Regions from separate parts of the Homo sapiens genome. Here region 1 is linked to region 2. A link is a contact called in ENCODE Hi-C or POLR2A ChIA-PET data. All regions are on one chromosome and are shown on one strand. Each heading gives the region's core, a stretch centred on a gene start or an enhancer-like site at or near the end of the contact. The rest is flanking DNA. Distances are from core to core; before and after follow the strand shown.

Region 1 (3,765 bases), core at 1,070-3,569, 49 kb before region 2:
CAAAGTTTGGGATGCTAGAATCCCCAGACGGGAATGGACTGAGAGGTTTAAGACCCTCCGGTGTACCTGACAGTTTCAGAAGAGCACAGGAATCACTGCTGTGAATTTGCTGTTCTCTACAATAAATTGTATTACGTTAACATTATTCTTCCCATGTTGCTACCCCATTTACATATCATTGTGTGTAATTCAGAAATGCCTACAAACAAGCAGTGCAGTTAGATTCTTCAAGTTTTATTCTCAACAGCTCCAATTCCATTTTCCCTTAGAAAAATAAACAGACCAATATGTTGTTTGTTTTTATGCATCGTTCTCTTATAAATTTTTTGTCTAAGTAAAATGTCTCTTGAATGTGAACTGTCTCGTACCCCACTAATTATTTAAAACTAAAATAAATATTTAAAGCTACATTTATAAGTATTTGCTTAGCTGTGTTATTTGTTATTTATTTTAGCTGGATCATGTCCTACAGTTCCAAGAGTCCTTTAAATTTTAATAACAGCATTGTTTGTGTACATTCTGGGAAGCTTAAAGAACAGAAAAAGAATTAACGTTTTGAATGATTTGGTGTCTTAGTCAGCTTGGGCTGCCTTAACAAGAATACCACAGACTTGAGTAGCTTAAACAAAACACATTTATTTCTCACAGTTCTGGAGGCTGGGAGGTCCAAGATCAAGGTGCCAGCAGACATGGTGTCTGGTGAGGGCCGTCTTCCTGGCTTGCAGGTGGCCATCTTCTCATCGTATCCCCAGGTGGTGGAGAGGAAAAACACCATCTCTCCCATGTCTTTTTTTTGTTTTGTTTTGTTTTTTTTTGACGGAGTTTGGCTCTGTCACTCCAGCTGGAGTGCAGTGGCGTGATCTTGGCTCACTACAAGTTCCGACTGCCTGGTTCAAGCGATTCTCCTGCCTCAGCCTCCCAAGTAGCTGGAACTACAGGCACGCACCACCACGCCCAGCTAATTTTTGTATTTTTAGTAGAGACGAGGTTTCACCATGTTGGCCAGGATGGTCTCCATCTCCTGACCTCATGATCCACCCTTCTCGGCCTCCCAAAATGTTGGGATTACAGGTGTGAGCCACTGCACCTGGCCCCATGTCTCTTCTTATAAGGGCCTTAATCCCATTCGTGAGGGCTCTGCCCTCAAGACCCAATAACCTTCCAAAGGTCCCAATTCCAAGAACCATCACATTCAGGATTTAAGCTTCAACATATGAATTTGGGGAAGACATATACACTCAATCCAAGGCATGTCGTTTAGCCAAAAGTTAAAGTTAAAGGAATGAATCCTGTTCCTAATCCACCTATCAGGACACACGATTCAATTAAATGTTGAATGTTACTCCCTAGAGAAACACAGAGGTGCCCACTCCGATTCCCAGTCCCCGGCCTCCTCAGCACAGCTGTGGCACCGAGGGAATCTTGTGATGGTTTCTCCTCCCAACATCCCCTCCCTTTAGCCTGAAGTTGTAAAGCATTAAAAAGTCAAATGGAGGAAGATGGTGCACCTAGCATGGGGCCGTCGGGGGTCAGGGGAGGATAGAGAACAATGTTCCTTCATTTTGAAAGGCAGAGATGCTGACTTGTTCAAGGTCCCAGTTAGTCAGTGATCATGACACATTAACTATTGTGATAACAAGGAGATTTATCTCCTCTAATTATGACATATTTCTTCATCTCATTCAATTACTCATTTTGGAACAACCCTCGCCCTGGTTTATAAATGCTCAAGGAAAATAAATGATTGCCCAGATGGTGAAACAGGGTCAAAGCAAACAAAATGATTCTGGAGGTTCAGTGTAGCCCTGCATTAAGTATGTTGTATGACTTGGCAAAAACCACTCCACGGCACTCTCTGCCTCAGTTTCCCTATCTGGGAAGATTTTCTGGACAACAGAAAATACTATATTTTTTTTTTATCAAATGCAAAGGTCCTAACTATAAGCTTGGTATGGGGTTTCGGGCTTTCAGGTACTGACCCCATTTGAAAAAAAAAAAAAAGATCTACACGTAAAGAAGAGGAAGAAAAAAGGTGATATTTTTCTAAAGTAAAATATAATTTTTAAAAATGAAAGCTCAACTTTGTTACTTATGTTTTTCTGAGCAAGCAAGTTAGCTATGGATAGCTCATTGGAATGTTTTTCTCAGCTCTTAAAGTAGCAACACAGGCAGTAGGAACTGGTCTTTCCTAATAACGTCCTCATTTCTGCAGTGTCGAGACTTACACCTGGAACAACAGATCACTGCTCCAAGTGCTCCACAGGGGACAGGGCCACCTGGCTCCAGGGCTGTCTGTCCAGCTGGGATTTACATAATAGGAAGGCCCCGGGGAGCCTGGCCAGCTCCCTGGCTACCTCTAGCTGCCGCTCCCTTTCTCTGAGCTCTACAGTCTGAAAGCATCTGTCAGCAGCACTGGCTGGCAGCCTTTGCACCTCTGGCATGAATACAGGCAGCTGAGGTTGGGAAGACGGAAGGCAAATAAATAGCACAGCAGACAGGCCCTGGTGTGGTGGGTTCACGAAGCAGAGAGAGACGAGCCCAGATAGTCCCCCAGCGCTAACTTGTTCCCGAAGCCGCTGCGTCCGACAGGAACACGTGGATGTCATTTTACTGCCTGAATGTTTCCCCAGGGAAGGCAAACATGATAAAGAATTTTCTTAACTCAGCTTTTCCTCCCAGTGCTAAGCATGCCTTCTCATTTCACGCGGGGGCTGCTCTGGTGTCAAGCCCCGTGGAAGAAGCCTCTTGTGAGGCCAGCCCCAGAGCCTTGAACTCTGGCCTGCATCGAAGCATTCCACTTCCCCGACCACAGTCTTTCTTTCTCTGCTGTTTCGCCCAAGCGCTCCCGGTATCCGTCCGCTGAAGGGTGACGTTCATTGACTCTGGAAGTCCCCTCTCATCTTAACCTTTTCCTTAAGGCATCAGGTTTGTCCAAGTTTTGGAACCAAAGCCCCTGTCCACGAGCTGGTTTCCTGACTTTTTTTCTATCTGACATGAGGGAAGCTGGAAGTCCTAGATTTCCTAAGCACCGACACGCTTCCTGCTATAGGTGGGCTGGTGGACCTGCTCTGAGCCGGCTCTGCCTCCCGTCCTAGCACTGTGCACATGTAATTGATCACCTCCTGGATGACCACAAGGAAAAAAGGTCTGGGAACTATGACAAAGGCTGGAGAGCTCCAAGTAAAAGATGCATCATTCACTTGGCCAACTCTTCGTCACCAAGACATGCCAGTAAAATCAACCACATGGAGTTGTCCTGTGTATGAAAAGCCCTTAGCTTATTGGAACAAATTGGAGAATAGCCATTAGCAAAGTCAAGTGGTTTACAAAGCCCATTAGAAAGAGATCAGTATCTGAGCTGTAGATGTTTCTATTTTCAATCAAATTTCTTTTTAATGAAAACTAATTTTTAAGGGCAAGATACCACAGCAGAAGAAAAACGTCTTGCAAGAAAAGACTTCATGGTTTACAACGATCAAATGTATGGGCTATTTGCCTGATTGGTGGCCTGGACTCAGCAAGAGATTCCTTTGCAGCAGAGGTTGGCCACACATCTGGGGGCTGCAACACCACTGAAAAGACAGCTTTCTAAGCATTAGTGTAAGGCAAAAAGCAGAGTGCCTAAACTTGTCCATTTCCACCAAGAAAAAAAGTTTCATAGCAACCTTCCTTCACCAGAAAGGCTTACTTTATGATATGCTAACAGAACAGAAAAGCAGGTTGGGACAAGATACAGACTTTGTTGCATTTAGCTATGACCCTTCT
Region 2 (3,558 bases), core at 292-2,791:
TGTCATTACCCACTGTCTGTGAAGAGTTGGGAATGCATATTGTAATGATCAAACACAAGATGTTCCCCAAGTCCATGGAGCTTACAAATTACTCACCTGTAAGGTTACACATGAAATATCCAAATAGCCCTTGGGAACCCAATTTTGGACAGCGAGGGAGAAACCAATGTCCTAGAGCATAAAGTAAGCCTGTGAGTGAACCAAAATCGACATGCAGATCCCAGTCCTCCTACTCGTTAATTCACGTTTGCCCTCATTTTAACTTGACTAATTCACGTTTGCCCTCATTTTAACTTGACAATTACAGATAAGAAACATGCTTGTTCTTTACCCTCTAAATTTGTCAACTAAATAAAATGGAGAAAGGAAGACAAGCTTCAAAGGCTACGTGGGAACCCAGAATTGGCACAGAGGGACACAGAGTGTGGGAACAGGTTTGAAGACCATTAAAGCATGGAAAACATCTGGTAAGTGATCCATTCGTCACTGCTTGGTTGCCAAAGAGGGTCCCTTAGCCAAGTTCTTTAATATGAATGTGAAAGTAGTAGATCTAATTCTATAGATCAGGGAAAGGAAAGACAAGAAAGTGGACACCATGGTCAAGGAAAAGCATATTCTTAATCCTCCCAAGGACTACATGTCTGTCTGCAAATGTCAATGCTTTAAGCATGCAACTAACAACAAAAAAAAGAAGCCTTCCCTGATTACATTTTTCTCCCCCCTCCCTTTCTTTTTTTTCTTTTTTCTTTTTTTTTTTTTTTTTTGGCTCTTCTCAGCTCCCATTCTCACCAAGAAGTTTTAGCTCAAACTGGGAGGTAGAAACCCTGCCTGACCCAACACCACAGCCATCTCTCAACAAACTCATCTGCAAAAGCACACGGGAGGGAAAACAGCAAAGCCACGTGCCAGCAAACCTCAGGCAGCTCTGTTGCTGTTCCCAAGCCAGGCAGGTCCTGGCTTCCAGGATCATGTTCCCACTGGGATTAGGACAAGAACCAGAAAATGCCAGAGGCACACAGCTTTGGGGGCTCCCCAGGTGCCAATATACCCCTTACCGAGAATATTTTTTTAAGGTTGAATGGTCTTTACAGCTTTTTCTAAATCAATAGTTCAAGTAATTATTAAATGCCAACTATGTGTCCTACATTGCAATAAATGCAGCAAGGTCTTTCAGGCCCGTCAAAGACGAGGGGAGCCAAGAACATTGGGAATAACAGTGAATGATTCTTAATAGAATCCATGTGGATGCATGACAAATGTCCCACATTGCCAAGCCTGTTGACACAATATGAAAAGCCCTTTGCTTGGGATAATTGTCCTCTTCACCAATAGACATAACATCATATACAAGACTCTTCAAAGAGCCAGCTAAGCTTTTCACTTAGTACTGTGGCCTTGGAGATGCTGAGAACTGCAAAAATAGTCCGCAGATTTCAAAACCACTCAAGGCAGCGAGGGGCTTTCAAAATTGCTCAGACATGTGTTTGGCTGGTCTAGGGTGGCTCTCCTGGAAAGAGGCCATGCTGAAGCTTCGAAGCCAGCAGAGTGCATGCCAGACTTTCAGTGGCTAGCAAGGAATGGAATTTTAATATCCAGGAATGAAGGAAGAGGGGAGAATAACAAATGATCTGACATCTGTTATTACATTGCTCTTGCATCATGCGAGGAAATCCCTGCCTTCTGCAATGCAGCCTTCTCAGTTGGGTCTTCAAATGTAAGACTGCCTTGACCTTGTATCCATTTGCACTTCTGCCAGCTGCATACATGTGTGCCTTCTTGCCGCAACCACACTCTTACTTGCACGGTACATGGCTTAGTTCTCAGACTTCAGACCTGGGAGTAAAGGCTGCCACCACCATTTATTAGCCAACTTATCTACCTTTGCAAAGCCTCAGTTTCTCCATCAGTAAAATGGGGATGACAACTAAATTATTTTAAAGATTAAAGATTCTTGCATTAAATCATTCACATAATACTCTTAGCTATTTTGGAAATGGCCCATGCCATATTTTTAAGAAGTGCCCGAATTATTTTATGATTAAAGGTACATTTAGGAGACCCTAATTTAGTTCATTAGTTTTTCTCTGGATAATTTGGGGCAGGGTTTATTTTTCTGAGGGTTATTTGGCAAGAAGATTCTTGATCATTCTCCCACAGGAAGTGGAAGACAACCCTGGGGCACTGGATTGGACTAGGTTTGAGGTTAAACCCTGAAGTGCTCTGGCACCTGAGATGCATTTCTTTAATTACTAATATGCTTGATGGTTTTTTCATAATTTTATCAAATCATCTTATTTCTTTCTAGTAGCTTGTTTTATATCCTTTGCTCATTTTCTTATATAGGATTAATTTTCATTAATCTGGAACAGTTCTTTACATATTAATGATACACTTACTTCTTTTTCCTGCATGCAATTTTCTAGTGTTTTGTTTACTTTTTTTTGTTTACAACAAAAATTTAAAATTTTTATGTAGCTAAAGTTACCGATTTTCCCCTTTGTAATTACTTTTAGGCTTAAAAGTGATTATACTGCTTTTAGGCTTAGAAAGTTTCTTCCCACTTGAAAATCAGTTAAATATCCACCTGCAATTTTTTTTTTTTTTTTTACATATTTTGGGGTGTGGTTCATTGATTACCTTAAGCCTCTTAACCCATTTGGAAATCTTAGCCTAGTAACAGTTTTAAATGTTATAAATTGGCACAGACTTTTTAGAAAATGTTTTTGGAATGTGTACCAAACCCACAAATGAATTGGTACTCTTTGCCCCAGTAATTCCAATTCTAAGAATCTAATTTAAGAAAATGACAGGGCATGCGTCAGGCATTTCTACATGAAGACAGTCATCCCGATGGGGTTTATTATCACAAAAAATGGAAATGGCTGAAAAGTCTCTAATGGGTGGTAGGGTGAATAAATGTTCTGCAGCTACACGCTCCCATATGGTTACTATTAGCCATATATTAACTATGCAAATTTAAATTTATTAAAATTAAAAATTCAGTTCCTCACTTCCATTAGCCATACTTCACTTGCTCAACACCCATATGTGACTAGTGGCTATTGTATTGGACAGCACAGGTGTAGAACATTCCCATTCTCATAGAAGCTTCTAGTGAACAGTGTTGCTCTATGGCCATTAGAATCAGGTTTTTAAAGAATATTTAATGCCATAAGATATATTCATAATATGGGGGTGAATAAAAACATCAGAAGACAAACTATTCGGTAGTCACAGGAATTCAGACTGGTTGCAGTTAATTTAATCATAAATATCTTCAGCAAGTTATGTTTGTTCAGAGGAAATACAAACCCTGCCCCCACAAAAAAGCTGTGTTTTTTTTTTTTTTTTAGAAAGGAAAAGAAAGAACATCTGAAGATTCATAGGTACCTAGGAATTAAATGAGATGCCTGAGGAAACCCAGCCCATGGTACCCTCTCAGTAACTGTTAAGTGATTCAAAATCCAAATGGCAATTATCATACTGATCGTATGTAAGCCTAATTAACACGGTATTCTGTGATCCACAGTGGTCTTAAAAGAAGCCATGGTTATTCTT

The links. A loop is a pair of places that touch in the nucleus more often than their neighbours do. ChIA-PET counts read pairs that join two places held with the same protein, here RNA polymerase II (POLR2A). Pooled maps may share reads with other maps.
Region 1: a loop to region 2 is called in a map of chondrocyte, with 2.8 times the contacts of the local background. The contact joins two enhancer-like sites. A Hi-C loop is called at or near these places in 2 of 168 maps with a recorded cell type or tissue (chondrocyte and prostate gland) and 3 of 50 pooled maps. POLR2A ChIA-PET finds 5 or more read pairs at or near these places in 2 of 52 experiments (both WTC11).

The regions. Positions count from the first base shown.
Region 1 is chr10:7,559,057-7,562,821 of GRCh38, forward strand. ITIH5 (inter-alpha-trypsin inhibitor heavy chain 5) reads right to left here. Exons shown (of 14, transcript NM_030569.7): 14 at 214-3,765. Among named protein-coding and RNA genes, the nearest start is that of LINC02642, 88 kb to the left of the region's middle. Within about 2 kb of position 2,320, at least 20 of the 41 ENCODE cell types and tissues checked have a DNase peak (open chromatin) inside an H3K27ac peak, as active enhancers do.
Region 2 is chr10:7,609,324-7,612,881 of GRCh38, forward strand. All of the region lies in intron 7 of ITIH5 (inter-alpha-trypsin inhibitor heavy chain 5), which reads right to left. Among named protein-coding and RNA genes, the nearest start is that of ITIH5, 56 kb to the right of the region's middle. Within about 2 kb of position 1,542, at least 4 of the 41 ENCODE cell types and tissues checked have a DNase peak (open chromatin) inside an H3K27ac peak, as active enhancers do.